Linked DNA regions of Mus musculus: region 2 is linked to region 1. The links are chromatin contacts, found by Hi-C or POLR2A ChIA-PET in ENCODE. All regions are on one chromosome and are shown on one strand. Each heading gives the region's core, a stretch centred on a gene start or an enhancer-like site at or near the end of the contact. The rest is flanking DNA. Distances are from core to core; before and after follow the strand shown. Region 1 holds the start of Cpeb3 (cytoplasmic polyadenylation element binding protein 3). Region 2 holds the start of A330032B11Rik (RIKEN cDNA A330032B11 gene).

What was found. A loop is a pair of places that touch in the nucleus more often than their neighbours do. ChIA-PET counts read pairs that join two places held with the same protein, here RNA polymerase II (POLR2A).
Region 2: a map of heart shows a loop between it and region 1 (6-fold over the local background). The contact joins the promoter of A330032B11Rik here to the promoter of Cpeb3 in region 1. A Hi-C loop is called at or near these places in 14 of 37 maps with a recorded cell type or tissue (adrenal gland, gastrocnemius, heart and 1 more). POLR2A ChIA-PET finds 5 or more read pairs at or near these places in 2 of 5 experiments (Patski and embryonic stem cell).

What each region holds. Positions count from the first base shown.
Region 1 is chr19:37,203,142-37,210,472 of GRCm38, forward strand. It overlaps Cpeb3 (cytoplasmic polyadenylation element binding protein 3), which reads right to left and starts at 4,330. Exons shown (of 11, transcript NM_001290827.1): 1 at 4,154-4,330. Marchf5 (membrane associated ring-CH-type finger 5) reads left to right here and starts at 4,404. Exons shown (of 6, transcript NM_027314.3): 1 at 4,404-4,763. The coding sequence starts at 4,729.
Region 2 is chr19:37,169,578-37,176,908 of GRCm38, forward strand. A330032B11Rik (RIKEN cDNA A330032B11 gene) reads left to right here and starts at 4,266. Exons shown (of 3, transcript NR_045329.1): 1 at 4,266-4,456; 2 at 6,438-6,499. It overlaps Cpeb3 (cytoplasmic polyadenylation element binding protein 3), which reads right to left. Exons shown (of 11, transcript NM_001290827.1): 2 at 4,390-5,408. The coding sequence starts at 5,397.

The DNA.
Region 1 (7,331 bases), core at 3,080-5,579:
CACTTGAATCAGAGAGGTTAATTCCTGTCTTTAAATCTTTTCATTTAAATCCAGACCCAAACTCTTCTCTGTCTCTTTAGTGGCATATCCCATGTCAAGACATTCTTTTTAACATGGCAGCCCACATGGGTCTTCTACAAACTTGTGAGTTCCTTTGTATTTCTAGGCTAAGCTGGTGACTTTGCACACACTGCCACATTATCATTGCATAATGTTTTATGTCTGTGTACCTTTTCATTTAGTAAGCACAAACATTTTTTGGGCTCCTAGAGGGTAATTACAGTTTAATTTGCTATTCTAGTGCCCATTTACATTATGAATTCTCTGGGCACATCTGCTGAAGGAATTAACAAAGAACTTCCCATAGCCTGAAATGAGGGCTCTACCCACAGCTTATCGCTAACCTTGGCAATTGACAGTTCTTTGGAGGATGCCTGAAGATGTTAGATTATTTCTCTGAAAAACCTTCATTACACTTTTTGGCAGACAGTTCAAAACAAGTGTGATAGAAGAACATTAAATCATTCATTATTCTACATTTCTGGATATCTTTAGAATAGTTCATAACCAAGTATTTTAAAATATAGAATATTAACATATTCTATAACTCTTAAGATTAATCAACATTGTCAATTCTTATTCTTCCCATCTATGGCATGGAAAATCTTTTTATATTTTCAGTAAATTAATTTCTGCTAAAACTATAGCAATGGGCAAAAAACAATGTCTATAGTCATGCTGGTTACTCCCATGGCTGACTACCATTCGCCACAAATTATCTATGTACGAAATACATTTATATTGTTTTTGATGGTGGGCCAGCATACATTTGACAGCGCTTGTTGTGGTGGTCAGAATACAGAGTAGGGTGTGATGGGTCATCCCTGCAGATCTCTGAACTTGGACATCTCTGGCAAAAGGATTACCTCCAGTTAAAGGACATGGTAGGTTACATAGACCAGCCTAGACTCCAGGGTGAAACCCAATCTTTAAAAAGGAGGAGGGGGCAGGCATGGTGGACCACACCTATAATCCCACTATTCAGGAAGCGAGGGCAGAGGGTTCCAGCAAAATGGAGTACAACCTAGCCATCTAGTGAGTTACATGCCAGCCAGGACTACAGAGCAAGATCCTACCTGAAAAGAAGTACTAGTGTGGGGGGGGGGGACGGCGGGGGGGGGGGTGATGACAAACCAACAGAAGCTAGAGAGATGGCTCAGCTGTTAAGAGAGCTAACTATTATCTTGATGACCCAGGCTCAATTCCCATTACCCATGTGATGACTTGCAACTATCTGTGACCACAGTCTCAAGAGATTTAATGCCCCTTTCTGGACTCTGTAGACACTGCATGCTTGTAATACAAAAACATACATGCAAGCAAAACATTCATACACATAAGAATAAATCTATTTTCTTAATTAAAAAAAAAAAAAAAGAAGAAGAAAACCAACAAGAGAAGAGCTGGTCATAGTAGCTGGTGACCTGTAATCCTATCACTTGGCAGATGCAGGAAAATCATGATCTAGATCACACTTTACTTACGTTCCAGGCCGACTGTGCTATGTAAGATCCTCAGGCAAACATACAAAACAACAACAACATCATTTTTTTTTTAAATCTAAGAAGAAATGGGAATTCCCCTTAATATAAACTCCAAAGCTAAATGGACATTGTGTCAGCATATATCCCACATGGTTAACTGCTTAAAAGAGATACGCACACTAGAAGCAGGCTTACATAGCACACGAAGCAAAAAAAAAAAAAGTTAAATATTACACACTCTGCTTAATCTACTCATTTTCCTTCCAAAGGTTGGCAGCCTATTTCTCTTTTCATGAGAAGGAATATTAATTATAGTATCCTAAAATATTTCATGAAACCATGCTTCTAGAGGCTTGTCTTAGTCAGGGTTTCTATTCCTGCACAAACATCATGACCAAGAAGCAAGTTGGGGAGGAAAGGGTTTATTTGGCTTACACTTCCATACTGCTGTTCATCACCAAAGGAAGTCAGGACTGGAACTCAAGCAGGTTAGAAAGAAAGAGCTGATGCAGAGGCCATGGAGGGATATTTTTTACTGGCTTGCTCAGCCTGCTCTCTTATAGAACCAAGACTACCAGCACAGAGATGGTCCTACCCACAAGGGGCCTTTCCCCTTTAATCACTAATTGAGAAAATGCCTGACAGTTATATCTCATGGAGGCATTTCCTCAACTGAAGCTCCTTTGTCTGTGATAACTCCAGCTGTGTCAAATTGACACAAAACTAGCCAGTACAAGGCTCTAGATACAAAGTACTTGTAACCTAAGCATAAAGACCCAAATTCCAGCCCCTAGTACTCACACAAAGGCCAGGTGTACCTGTGGCATCTACAATCCTAGCCCCAGGGAGGACAAGGGTAGGCAGATCTCTGGCCAGCTGGTTTAGGTAACCAACAAGCTCTGGGTTCTTTGAGAAACCCAGTCTGGAGAACAATAAATGAATCTACCCAAAGCTGACCTTAGACTTCTGCCCACATACGTGTACCCCCACAAAAAATAATAAAAGTAGCCTTGTTTGTTGGTACAAGCCTTTAAGCACAGGAGACAGAGGGAGGCAAAGTTCTGAGTTCAAGCTCAGCCTAGTGTACCTAGTGAATTCCAGGGCTGCACGGTGAGAACGTGTCTCAAAATAAATAAACAAACATAAAAATGCATATTTCAGAAATTGGAGGTCGAATAAATTTATGTATTTTATTTATATATCCTGACCATGGACGCACTAGTACAAAAATAGATTTACACAGGTAAGAGCTGATTGTAAAAAAAAAAAAAAAAAAAAAAAAAAAAACAAACTACCTTAAGCAATAATTTTGAAAGCCTTTCGGTTCTGGGTGTGGTGGGCCATGCCTATATAATTCCAGATATGGGGAGCTCTAGATAGGAGGATCTCCAAGTCCAGTCATCCCTGTGTTGCAGATACATAGTCCTTGCCAAGGAAAAACTCAAACAAACAAAAGTAGCTTTGATGGTTACTGTTGTGGGATAGGGTCTCTCTCTGTAACCCGAACTGATTTTGAATTTGTGAAGACCCTCCCAGATCTGCTGGCCATGCCTATGCAGCTTTTTGTTTGTCCTTTTGAGACAGAGTCAAACTAATTAGAGTTAGAGGTTGACCTTGAACTCCTAATCCTTCTGCCTCCTCCTCTCCTGTGCTGGGGTTACGGGATTGGACGCCTACCATATCCTTGATTAATTGATTGATTGATTATTTATTTATTTATTTATTTAGCCTAGGCTACTCTGGAATTCATTATACAGACCAGGTAATCCTTCTGTCTCAGTCTTCCAAGTCTGGAATTATAGGCCTGAGAAACCACTCCAGGCTCAAATTTAAAGAAACATTTTCATTTAAAGAAATAGCAAACGTTTTGTAGAAGTTTAAAAAAAAAAAACAAAAAACCAAAAAACCGTAGGCACAACCAACGGAAAACTAGCAAAACATCCCACCAATCACAGCGCTAAACAATGCCACAGGTCGTCCAAATTACGCATCGGTTTAAGTCAACAACAGCTCGTTTCCCCCCTCCAAAGCTATCCCTTCCGGCGTCAGAGAAGACAGAGGCGTGATTTGTCACTTCTTCCCTTTTTGATCCCTCGGCCGGGATCCACCTGCTTAGAAGTGTCAAGGAGCCTTAGGAATGGTTAACGGTGACCAGCTGCGGAAAGAAACAAACACTCCTGACAACCCACAGCTGAGCAAGCAAGGGCTGTTTATTCAGCAGCGTGTCCCCTTTGGAGGCTGCCCGCAAGCCCTCGAAGGCTGGGCGACAGCACCAGAACCGAGAAGGTTCCTGGACAGGCAAAGTGGTTGCTCGCGTCCCACCCCCCATGCTCTCCTATGTCCCCAACACACACACAGAGGCGCCGGTGCGAACAGTCGGGTTACCCACACGCCCCTCCAGAGCAGCCCCGCACTAAGCCACTTGTCCCTCCCCGAAGATGGGCTCTGACGCGGCCGAGGCTGACCCGAGCGCCCGGCCTCGCGCCGCCGCGGCCCGGCGTACTTGACCCGGCCCAGAAACTGGCCCTCCACGCCGCCACCCCTCACCTGGCTCTGTCCCACCTGAGCGCGAGAGCTGAGGGGACAAGACGCGGAGAAGGGGCGCTGACCTTGTTGCTACTGACAGCGGAGCGCCACATGCTGCCGCTTCCCGGACAGCGGCCCGAAGGACATTTTTTTTTCCCCCTGGAGGAAGGAAACGGGAGGGCGCCGGCCCGGCGGCGGCGGGCACGGCGGCGGGGGTCCCGGCGGGCTGTGCAGCCTCTAGCGGGGACGGTCCGAGGACTACATCTCCCAGGCTGCTCCGAGCCGCCCCTGCGTCGTGACCCCGGCGCGCACGGAGGCGGCGACTCTTACCTCACAGAGGTAGCTCCTCCGCCGGCAGCAGCTCGGCGCCCCGGCGGTCCATGGACCGGAACCCTGGGCGGACCGGCAGGAACCCGGGCCGCGACCGCCGCCTCCCGGCCCCAGGCTCCTCCTCCTCACTCCCCGCCGCCCTCTGCGGTCGCCCGCCGGCCGCGCAGCGCCACCGCGGGCCTCTGGGAGCCACGCCGGGAGGCTGTGTGGCGGGTCCGCGGCCGCCGCGGGACTGAGGCCTACTCCGCCGCCTCTCAGTGCTATTGTCCCGGGGCCTGGCCCTGAGCGGGGCTGCGGGCGAGGGCCGAGCTCGCCGGCTCCGCGGAAGATGCCGGACCAAGCCCTTCAACAGATGCTGGACAGGTAGGAGCAACGTGGGGCCGGGAACTGCCGGCCTTCGTCCTGGGCCTGCCCATGCTGGCCTCGAGGCCCCGAGAGCGGGGATCCTGGCGTCCGCCGAGAGTTCCACGGCCCGGAGGCCGGGAAAAGGGCTCTGAGTTTGGAGGTGGCACTGGGGAGAAGAGCGGGCGAGAGGTCAGGGTCGTAGACTTTGAAACTTAGTTAAAGGAGGGAGGTCTACTTTGGCCGCCAGCCTGTTTGGGTTTTTTTTTTTTGGTTGTTGTTTTGTTTTGTTTTTTGAGGTGAAGAGGCGCTATTGTTAACCCATAGTATTAGTTTCTATTTCTCCCCCTCCTCCCCGGACAATGTAGTAAAGGGGTTGACAGCGACGCCACTGGGAAGTACCCGATTGTCATTCTGGAGACTGGTCCCTTGCACTTTCACAATGCAAGGATAGGCATTCCTTCTTTTAAAGCCTGGGTTTCGTTTCTCTTTCCAACTCCCCCACCACCCTCCCCCAATCCCATCCCTACCCCCAAACCGTAAGGTCAGAATATCCACAAGGGAGCCTTAACGGTCGGTCACACTAGAGTAGAGGTTATGGAAAACAGCCACAAGCATGCAACATTGAACACGTAGCACACTTGACGATCGCTAAGTTCCCAGACACGTTTGGGCTTGTACTGGGACCAGTTGCCCATTCCTGGGGTCTCCAGCCACTAAAACTCTTTGAGAAAGTCTACAGCACTGCCCTCTGCCGTTTAAATTCCAGCCAGTGAGTTTTTGGAAACTAAATTAAATCCACCTTTTCACCAAGGCAGCTGCTTGCTGTTCTGACCAATTGGTCGATCTAATTCATAATGTTTGAGGTTGCTTGCAACTCTAAATAGACTAACTGGCCACCCACTTCAGCAGGTGATGCTCTCAATGCACTTAAGATTCAGCTTTGAAACTTATTAAATGAAGGCCCTCTCTTGATTGAGGTTATAGCCATTAACTACTGGGGCTGGGAGGTGGGCATCAAAGATCCATCAGGGAAGGCAAGAAGTTACACCCTCATATTTTATGACAGGATTTAGCCTAAATCTCTGGTACTTAGCAGCTATTCTGCTACAACTAATGAACTTGTCCGTTTCTCCAGTTGTCTAGAAGTCTGGTCACTTCTCAAGTTTTCCTTTCATTATAATTTATCATACTTGACTAGATGTGTCATACTAAGTATGCCCAGAGAGATTACTGCCTGCCACATCGATTCCAGTTATATGAGACGCAATCCTTGTATTGCGTAGTTAATCATTTGCTCTGATGACATCCCACTTTCACTTTTCCGTGACGACACTTAGAAAAATTCTTCTGTCTAGATGTTGTCTTGGCTTTTCATGTATTCTTCAGAGGTTTTCATAAAAGCCAGTGAGTGCTCATGAAACATTTACAGAAACTTGGGAATTCTGGCTATCCTTTTTAGAATGTACATAACTTAGTCGTTTCCTCTCCCATCACCCTAGCTCACCTCCATCCTCTACCTACCGTTTTCTTCCCAAGTCCTTTCCCATTCCGAGTCCCATCACCCCCTCGTTTCTGTGTGTGTGTGTGCGTGTGTGTGTGTGTGTGTGTGTTCCATTAAATTTAATTAGGATTGTTTGCATAAGCATGGGTCCAGGTTATTTACAAGAGCATGGGCGTGTTATTAGCACAACACTAAATTTACTCCCTCCTCCTCTAGTAGCAGTATCCAAAGTTCAGGGTAGGCCTGGAGTTTTGAGTCCCTCCTCTATCCCTGATGCAATAGTGTGTAGATCTTACACAGATAACCACAGGTACGGTAGGTGTGTAAGCACAAGGCCAGAAGACCAAATGCACAGCGCTCCTCGTCTCACAACTCTTACATTCTTTCTGCCCCCATCCAACTGTTCCTGCCTCTGCCATACTCTGTTTATCCAGTGCCATGCATGCTAGATAAACACTGGTACAACTGAACCACATTCCCATTCCTTACTTTAACACTGATAATGATTCTGGTATATGTAGCCCTACTTGTCTACTTACGCCCTCTACTGGTGTGTCTGAGGTCAGCTACTGTGTACTTATGTATAATACTAAATCTTTGGTCCGAAGCAAGTGGGGCCGACCAGAGCAAGCAGAGATCCTAAAAATTCAATTCCCAACAACCACATGAAGGCTCACAACCATCTGTATAGCTATAGTGTAAGCACATACATTAAATAAATAAATAAATCTTTAAAAAAAAAAGGACCTCTTGAACTTGGAAAGAAATTGTTGTGATGTCCTTTTTCTTCCTATAGCTATCCTTTACCATTAAGAAAACGGAGTCGGCTTTTTAAAAATTGGTTTCCTCAGTTGAAAATTGAATGGTCTGAGAATATGGCTCAGAACATTCTGCCTAGAATGTTTGTAATCCTGGCCTGAAGGGTAGGGGAACTATATATGAAAACACTAGCACTTTGTTTTTCTAAGTTCAAGAGGTCTTAATAAGCAGAAGATACTTGAAACTGTGCCTGTATGCTAGTTTACTAGTCAGGGGAAATTACTAGAAAGATGGAGTCCAAAAAAAAGATAGATAAAAACAAAGTT
Region 2 (7,331 bases), core at 3,016-5,515, 34 kb before region 1:
AACTGAAGCTCCTTTCTCTGTGATAACTCCAGCTGTGTCAAGTTGACACAAAACTAGCCAGTACACATAGTAAGGTAAAATCTTTTAGAAATTGGCATTCAATAAATTAAATCTTTCAATTTAGGCCAGGTACGGAGATGCATTCCTGTAATCTCAGCCTTCAGAAGGAAGAAGCAGAAAGGGGGAGGGCTCCAGGTCCACCTTGGCTGATGGTGAGACTGTCTCCAAACAACAGCAAAACAAAAACCAGACAGACATGGTCGGACATACCTTTAACCCCAGGTTTTGAAAGGCAGAAAGACAGGAGAACTTTGGTGGGATCTAGGACAGTCAGGGCTATATAGTGAAACTGTTTCATAAAACAAAACACAAAGAAAACCTTTTCGATCTAAAGAAACAAAATACATACAGCCCTAGAAAAAGTATCTAAATAAATGCACAAACATGAAATTCTGCCCATTAAGAATTGAGATACTTTGCTTTTTAAACATATTTGATTAGGGGCTAGAGAAATGGCTCAGTGGTTAAGAGCACTGGCTGCTCTTCCACAGAACTTGGGTTCAATTCCCAGAAGTGGCACAGTCATTCACAACCATCTGTTACTCCAGGCCTAGGGGATCCAATGCTCTCTTCTAGCTTCCAAGGGCATGGAGGTAGTATACAGACAGACATACAGGCTATACACATAGTCAGCATAGTTATCAACATAAACCATGTTGGCAAACTTATAAGCCAAAACACAACCAATTTATTTTTCTGGTTCTACTTATATTTTCTGTTTTGTTGCATTGAGACATTATCTTACTCTATAGCTCAGGATGACCTCAAACTCATTGTAATCCTCCTGTATCAGCCCTCTGGGTCCTAAAATTACAGGGATGAGCTACTACCCTTGAATCTAAAACTGTTTTTAGAAACAGGATTTTGCCAGGCTAAGGTGGGGGAACACCTTTAATCTCAATACTTGGGAGGCAGAGGGAGGTAGGTCTCTCAGTTAGAAGACAGCCTGGTCTATAAAACATTTCTAGGAAAGCCAGGGCTACACAGAGAAAACCTGTCTTGAAAAGCAAACAAACAAACAAACAAACAAACAAATTTTTGCCAGATATAATGGCACATGCCTTTAATCCCAGCACTTGGGATGCAGGAGGCAGAGTCAAGCAGATCTCTGAGTTTCACGGCAGCCTACTTTATGTACTGAGTTCAAGGACAGCCAGGAATATCTATGCAGAGAGACCCTGTTTCAAAAACAAAACAAAACACAACACAACAACAATAACATAACCCAGACTTTTCACAATGTTGGCCAAAGTATCCTCCTGCCTCAACCTCTTTTGACTGAATACAGGTATGCACCACTCAGTACAATGCTACTTAAAAGCCATAAAGGTCTAACTGGAGAGATGCAGTGGGTGAGAGCACTTACTATTCTTCCAGAATCCAGGTTCAATTCCCAACACCCACATCTGAAGGTTACTGAACATAATTCCAGCTTTAGGGAATCAGATGCCCTCATCTGGCCTAGGCAGGTACCTGCACATACACAGCACATACTCTCACAGACAAATACAAATAAATAATAATTTAAAAATCTAAAAAAAAAAAGACCCTAAAGAACTGTTTTAAATAAGAAATAGAAATGAGACACAGAGTACATATAATTTTTCTTGAAGCCAAACAAAAAATGTTTACTTTTAATCAAATGATTCAATCATTTTGCCCACTCAATAATATTTCCATCTATCACAACAACAAAAAAGTGCAAAGTACAATTATGTTTTGCCTTAGAAGCATCATTGGCAAAGGATTTGGCAAAGGATTTGTTGAGAAACACTAGCAATCCTCATGCTACTGGTGCTCCATACAAGGGATTGGTGAAGAGGGAGGGAGGGAGGGAGGGAGGGAGGGAGGGAAGGGGAGAGGGTGTATTTTCAAACATATGTAGAGGCCAGAGGTCAGTGGCATCGTCTTCCTCTATGAAAACTCAGGGTTTTTTAATGTGGATGCTTCAGACCAAAATTCAAGTCCACATATGTTTTTATGGCAAACACTTTAGCAACAAAGCTATATCTCAGACCCCTCTCCAAAATTTTGGATTATATTCTTTCCAACTTCTTCCTTCTCTTCCTCCTCTCCCCCTGGACTTTCTTTTTCTTTCCTGTTTTGTTTTGTTTTGTTTTGCTTTCTCAGACAGGGTTTCTCTGTGCAGCCCTAGCTGTCCTGGATTTCACTATGTAGATGATACTAGCCTTGCCTTAAAAAAGTCAGAGTTTGATGCCAGAGCCCACATAAAGGTGAAGGAGAGAATGGATTCCATAAGGTTTTCCTCTGATCACCAAACATGCACCAGGCATCCATCTCTCTCTCTCTCTCTCTCTCTCTCACACACACACACACACACACACACACACACAGACAGACACAGACACACACATTCACAAATCCTTTAAACATTAAAAAGGAATTTGGATTATCTTTTCTGAATGGGTTTGGATAGAAAGCCTCAGAATAAAAAGAGAAACTGTCAAGGCAGCAGCCCCTCCTTCCAAGTACCAACTACAGCAGAACCTGTCCTGCTCACCTCCCTCTGCCTACAGAACTAATCCCAGTCATGAAAATCAACTTTAGAATGGAAAGAAGCAAGATATGAAAGTGGTAGCAGGAGTCTGCAGCCCAGGAGGTGGAGGCAGGAGGCTCGGGAGTTGAAGGTCATCCTCAGCAATCAGCAGGAGCTCATCTAAAACTGTGCCTTACTATTCAAATGCCCTGTTCCTGGAGGACCCTTCTGAAAGCATGTGAGAGCCTTGCTCACTGCAGCCTCTACTTAGGACTAAGAGTGTGTTCAACATGAGCAGGAACTAGGTACCAGCCTGAGCACCACCCAGAAAAACCCAAACCCAAACAACAAAACTCTCCTAAACACAATTTAGAGCTTTCATGGGTCTCCTTCAACTGTTCAAAACAAAAATTCTGGCTCTAGCCCAGAGACATCCTTTCAATAATCCCATTTCCTTCGAAATGATACAACCCACCCCCCAAACATCGGAAAGGTAAAAACCAGCAAACTGACGGCTCCATCTGTGCCAGGTTGAGAGCCTTCAACCTCTGTCAAACTGCCAGGCTAGCGTCTGTCAGCGGGGGCCGAAGGATTCCTTTTCTTTCCTTTTTGAGACAAGATCTTGTAAGAAACACAGACCGAGCTGGAAGTCCCAATCTCATCGTCCAGCCTTGGTGGTGAACTACAAGCTGTAACCACCACACCCAGCCTTTCTCTTGTAGGGAAGCTTATGGCCAAATCACTTCACAGGCCCAGGGTAAGTGCCTATTAGACAGCAAAGGTTCCCAATGAACACACACACTCAGTTCCCCTTTCTGATCCAAAGGCCCAGGATCCTGTCTACTGCTGTGGCTACAGACCACATGAAAAAGCAACAGAAACAAGGACACTTTGTCCATTCAATCTTTTCGTCCGGGGCACTTCCTGGATTTTTCATTGGCATTTAATACCGAGGGACAAGACTCATTTTTCATTAAAGTTGCAAGACTTTCACTTTGCCCAGTTTCAAATGGTGTAATTGATCTGCATTGTCTTAAATAACCCAACTGGTGAAGGACACTGCAGCTTTAAATATTTCAGTGCTAGTTAGCAAATAGACTCCATTGCAATATGGCTCTGAAGGTCGTGTCCTATTGTCTCTCTCCTCTGGGGGAAAAATTTTTTTTAAACCTTCTTTTAAGTAACATGGGACTAGTTCTCCCTAAAATTTCCACTCTTTCCACTTCGATCCCTTATAGTTCCGGGTATTCATTGGATTCTCACACTCGTAATTTTCCTGCCAGGGCAATATGCTGATTATTAATGATTCCAGCACCTTAGACATAAACACATGGGTTCACATTAGTTTAGTTGGGCATAGGCAACTATTTGAAATAGCACCACTCAAAGGCTGTTAACAAACCAGGGTGATTTGGGCGTGAATGGCTTTTGGTCCGCACCTTGAGCCTAGTATTGCGTAACCTGAAAATGTGTAGCTACTTAAAATGATAGGAATCTCAGCCTACTCCTCCTGGGACTACTCCCGCACCTGACTATACACTTGCGGCTTAATTTGTCAAAGAAGGCCAAAATAAAAAGCACAAGCACAGTGAAGGAGGAAATGAACTGGGGGAAAAAAGCCCTTTCCTACCCTCAAGCAGTCACAATGTCCACTCAACTTCGCCCCCACCCCCACCCAGATTGGATGGAATGGACCCGGTGAACCAGAGGATTTGGAGGGTGCTGGAATTTGCTGTGCCTTCTAAATAACAGCGAGTGGACCAATTAAAATAACTAGGAAGAGGGGAGAAACATGCGAGAAGAAGGAGTGTGCAAGAGCACAGGGACTTTACCTGAAAAGGCAACAGATTGTTACCATTATCGGTCCGGAAAGCGTTATCCTCCATCCAGGACTTGGAGGTGAGCGGGGCTGCACGAGGGAACTTGGGTGGAGCGATCACATTGCTGGAGAAGGGCTTTTTGAGCGGCGAGATGGGGTTAAGCGGGGAGGGTACCCCCACACCTACACCCACGCCCACGCCGACCGCGCGGCGAGGGTCTCGGCCCGCCTGCAGGCCACCCCACGGGTTGGACGGAGCACTCCAGGCGGCGTTCACGCTCTGGTGCGTGTTCCAGCTGGACGAGGCCGAAGAGGCAGCGGCCGCGGCCGCAGCAGCCGCGACCGCCGAGGATGAGGACGGCTTGCTGGTCATGATGGGCTGGTGGCCGTAGGCAGCGGCGCTCCTCTGCGCATAGGGCGCCTGGCTGGGGCTGGCGGGCGAGCGGCGTTGCTGCGAGGGCTGCGCCTGCGGGGGCTGCGCGGGCTGCGGCGGCTGCGGCGCGGGCGGTGGAGGCTGCTGATGGTGCTGGGTCTGCGCCAGGCCGATCTGCGGCGAGAAGGTGCCTCCGAAGACCGGGTTGACGTGGTGCGGGAAGTTTTGGAAGAGCATGGTCCCGTTGACTGGGGTGATCCCCTGGAAGAAGCTGTCCTCCACCGCGTTTGTAGTGCCTGTGGACCAGGTGCTGCCGAAGGACGGCGACAGCGACGCTCCGGGCGCCGTGGGCTCCTGCGGCGGCGGCGGCTGCTGAGGGGGCTGATGGAAACTCAAGCCCGGCAGGAGCGGCGACTCCATCTGCATCTTGTCGGGGCCGTTGGGGGCTGGCGGAGCCGAGGCGGGGCTGAGGGCCGGCACTGCGCTACTGTCTTCGGGCTTGGGGATCTCTGAGGAGAGGGGCGTGGACGGGGCTTCAGCTGCGCCGGGCTCGGGCTGGAGCTGTTGCTGCTGCTGCTGCTGCTGCCGCTGCTGCTGCTGAGACTGGGGCTGGGTTTTGCTTTTGTCCATCAGTAAATCATCCTGCATGGTTTGCGCAGCTGAAACGGGAAGAAAGAGAGATGCGTTATTGTCAGTGTGATCATGAATGCCCCTCACTGAAGCGGGCGGGTGTTTTACTTGCGAAAATCCAGTGCCACCGCCACTAGCCAATTGCAATGCAAATCCATAATCTCGCATTTAGAAGAACAAGTCGGGCTGGGAGGGGGGTGGGGGGAGCTGGAGGGATCGAGCAAGGTCTCTAAAAATACTGTGAGAGCGTCTTCACCCTTTCTGACGTCTCGGCCCCTTTTCTGTGTTAGTGAGAGATGTGCTTATAAGACAGAAAGACAGCAATTTCGCCACGTCTCTTTTCCCTTCACCGGAACTCAGAGCGTTCACCCTGCAATGAGAAACTGATTCTGGTTCCTGTTTTTTCCCAAGCACCACCCTCCCCCAGTTATTTGCATACGTCAATAAATAGTGCTGCGTCCTTCAGCAAGGTTAAAAAGACTTGGTACACGACCCTCTTTCCCCCTTCCCCAGCTGGAGCACTTAGAAACCATTTTTTAAGCCGACTTAGCCCTCTTGATTAGCAAACTGCCTTCTTGCCTCGGATGATTGTTTCATTTGGCTGCAGCGAACCTCGAGAGACAAAATCTTTGGCATTTGTTGGAAGAACTCAGCTGCACAATCATTCTCTGGCCTCTCCGTAGCGGCAGCTACTCCATTTTGTTAGGAGACGTTTTAATATAAAAGAAACCTCAGTTTTTAGAAAAATGAAAATCGCCGGGCGTGGTGGCGCATGCTTGAAATCCTAGTACTCTGAGGGAGAGGCAGAAGGATCAAAAATTCAAGGTCAGGCTTAACTATTTAGCCAGTTCGAGTCCAGCCTGGTATATAAGAAACCTGACTTTAAAAAAAGAAAGAAAGAAAAGAAAAGAAGTAAAAGAAAAGAAAAAAACCTACTGAAACGTTTAGAAGTGTTTGCTTCTTATTACTCTAAGGATTGTGGGTTTTCTGCTTATTCTCCGATTTTCTCCTCTCCAGTTCTGCCGCCCAAGTGATTTACTGGCTTCTTGGCATTTCAGGTCTCTACGGGAGCCTGAGAAATTCTCTGCAGAGTGGAGAAATGCTTCTGCTTGGATTTGAGGTCAGAGGGAGGAAGGTGGGGAGTGAGGAGGGGAGGGGAGGGAGTCTGTGAGATGGAGAGGGGGCGGGACTTTAAAAATGCATCTGAGATTTAAGTAGACAGTCAAGATAATTCTGGGGTTGCCAGATTTTCATTTTTGAATCCTCCTGCTGCTGCCTCGGTCACAAGACTGGCAAATTTAGAATCCATTCTTTTATCACTAGTATTAGCAATGAAAGACTATGGTTTGACGACCCTGAATTACCATATGCTAGCAACTGTTAAAAATAGAGGAGTACAAAGTCCCAAATTCTCATACATTGTAATTATAGTGCATTACCCTCACTGCTTCATTTAGCCATATAAGGAGTGTATGGTATTTTCCACTTCACATAGCAGGGCTATATTCACCTATGTCATACAACCTGTTTTCTTACTCAAGGGTGAAAACAGTAATCATTCAAAACCAAGAGATTTCCATGCATGTAGTTATCATTGAATGAGCTTGTCTCAGAATATGTTTAATTGCTTTAAATATCTGAATATTACAGGGCTGAGACCTTGCAAACAAATATTTTGAAATTTTAAAGGAGCTATGACCAAACATATAATTATTTTTAGATGATGATTCAGTATAATTGCAATAAAGTTATTAATATATTTAATATAGTTAATTAACTCATATACTGGAGAAGCATCTTCCTTGGGACATTTGTAAAGGGCATTCAGACACACACACAACAGTTCTGCCTTTGGACTATTCAAAATAACAACTCTTAAAATGGAGGTGGTATCGCTCTTAACTATTACACAAAGGATAACAGACAAGAAGTTGGATTCACAGTTCTTTTTT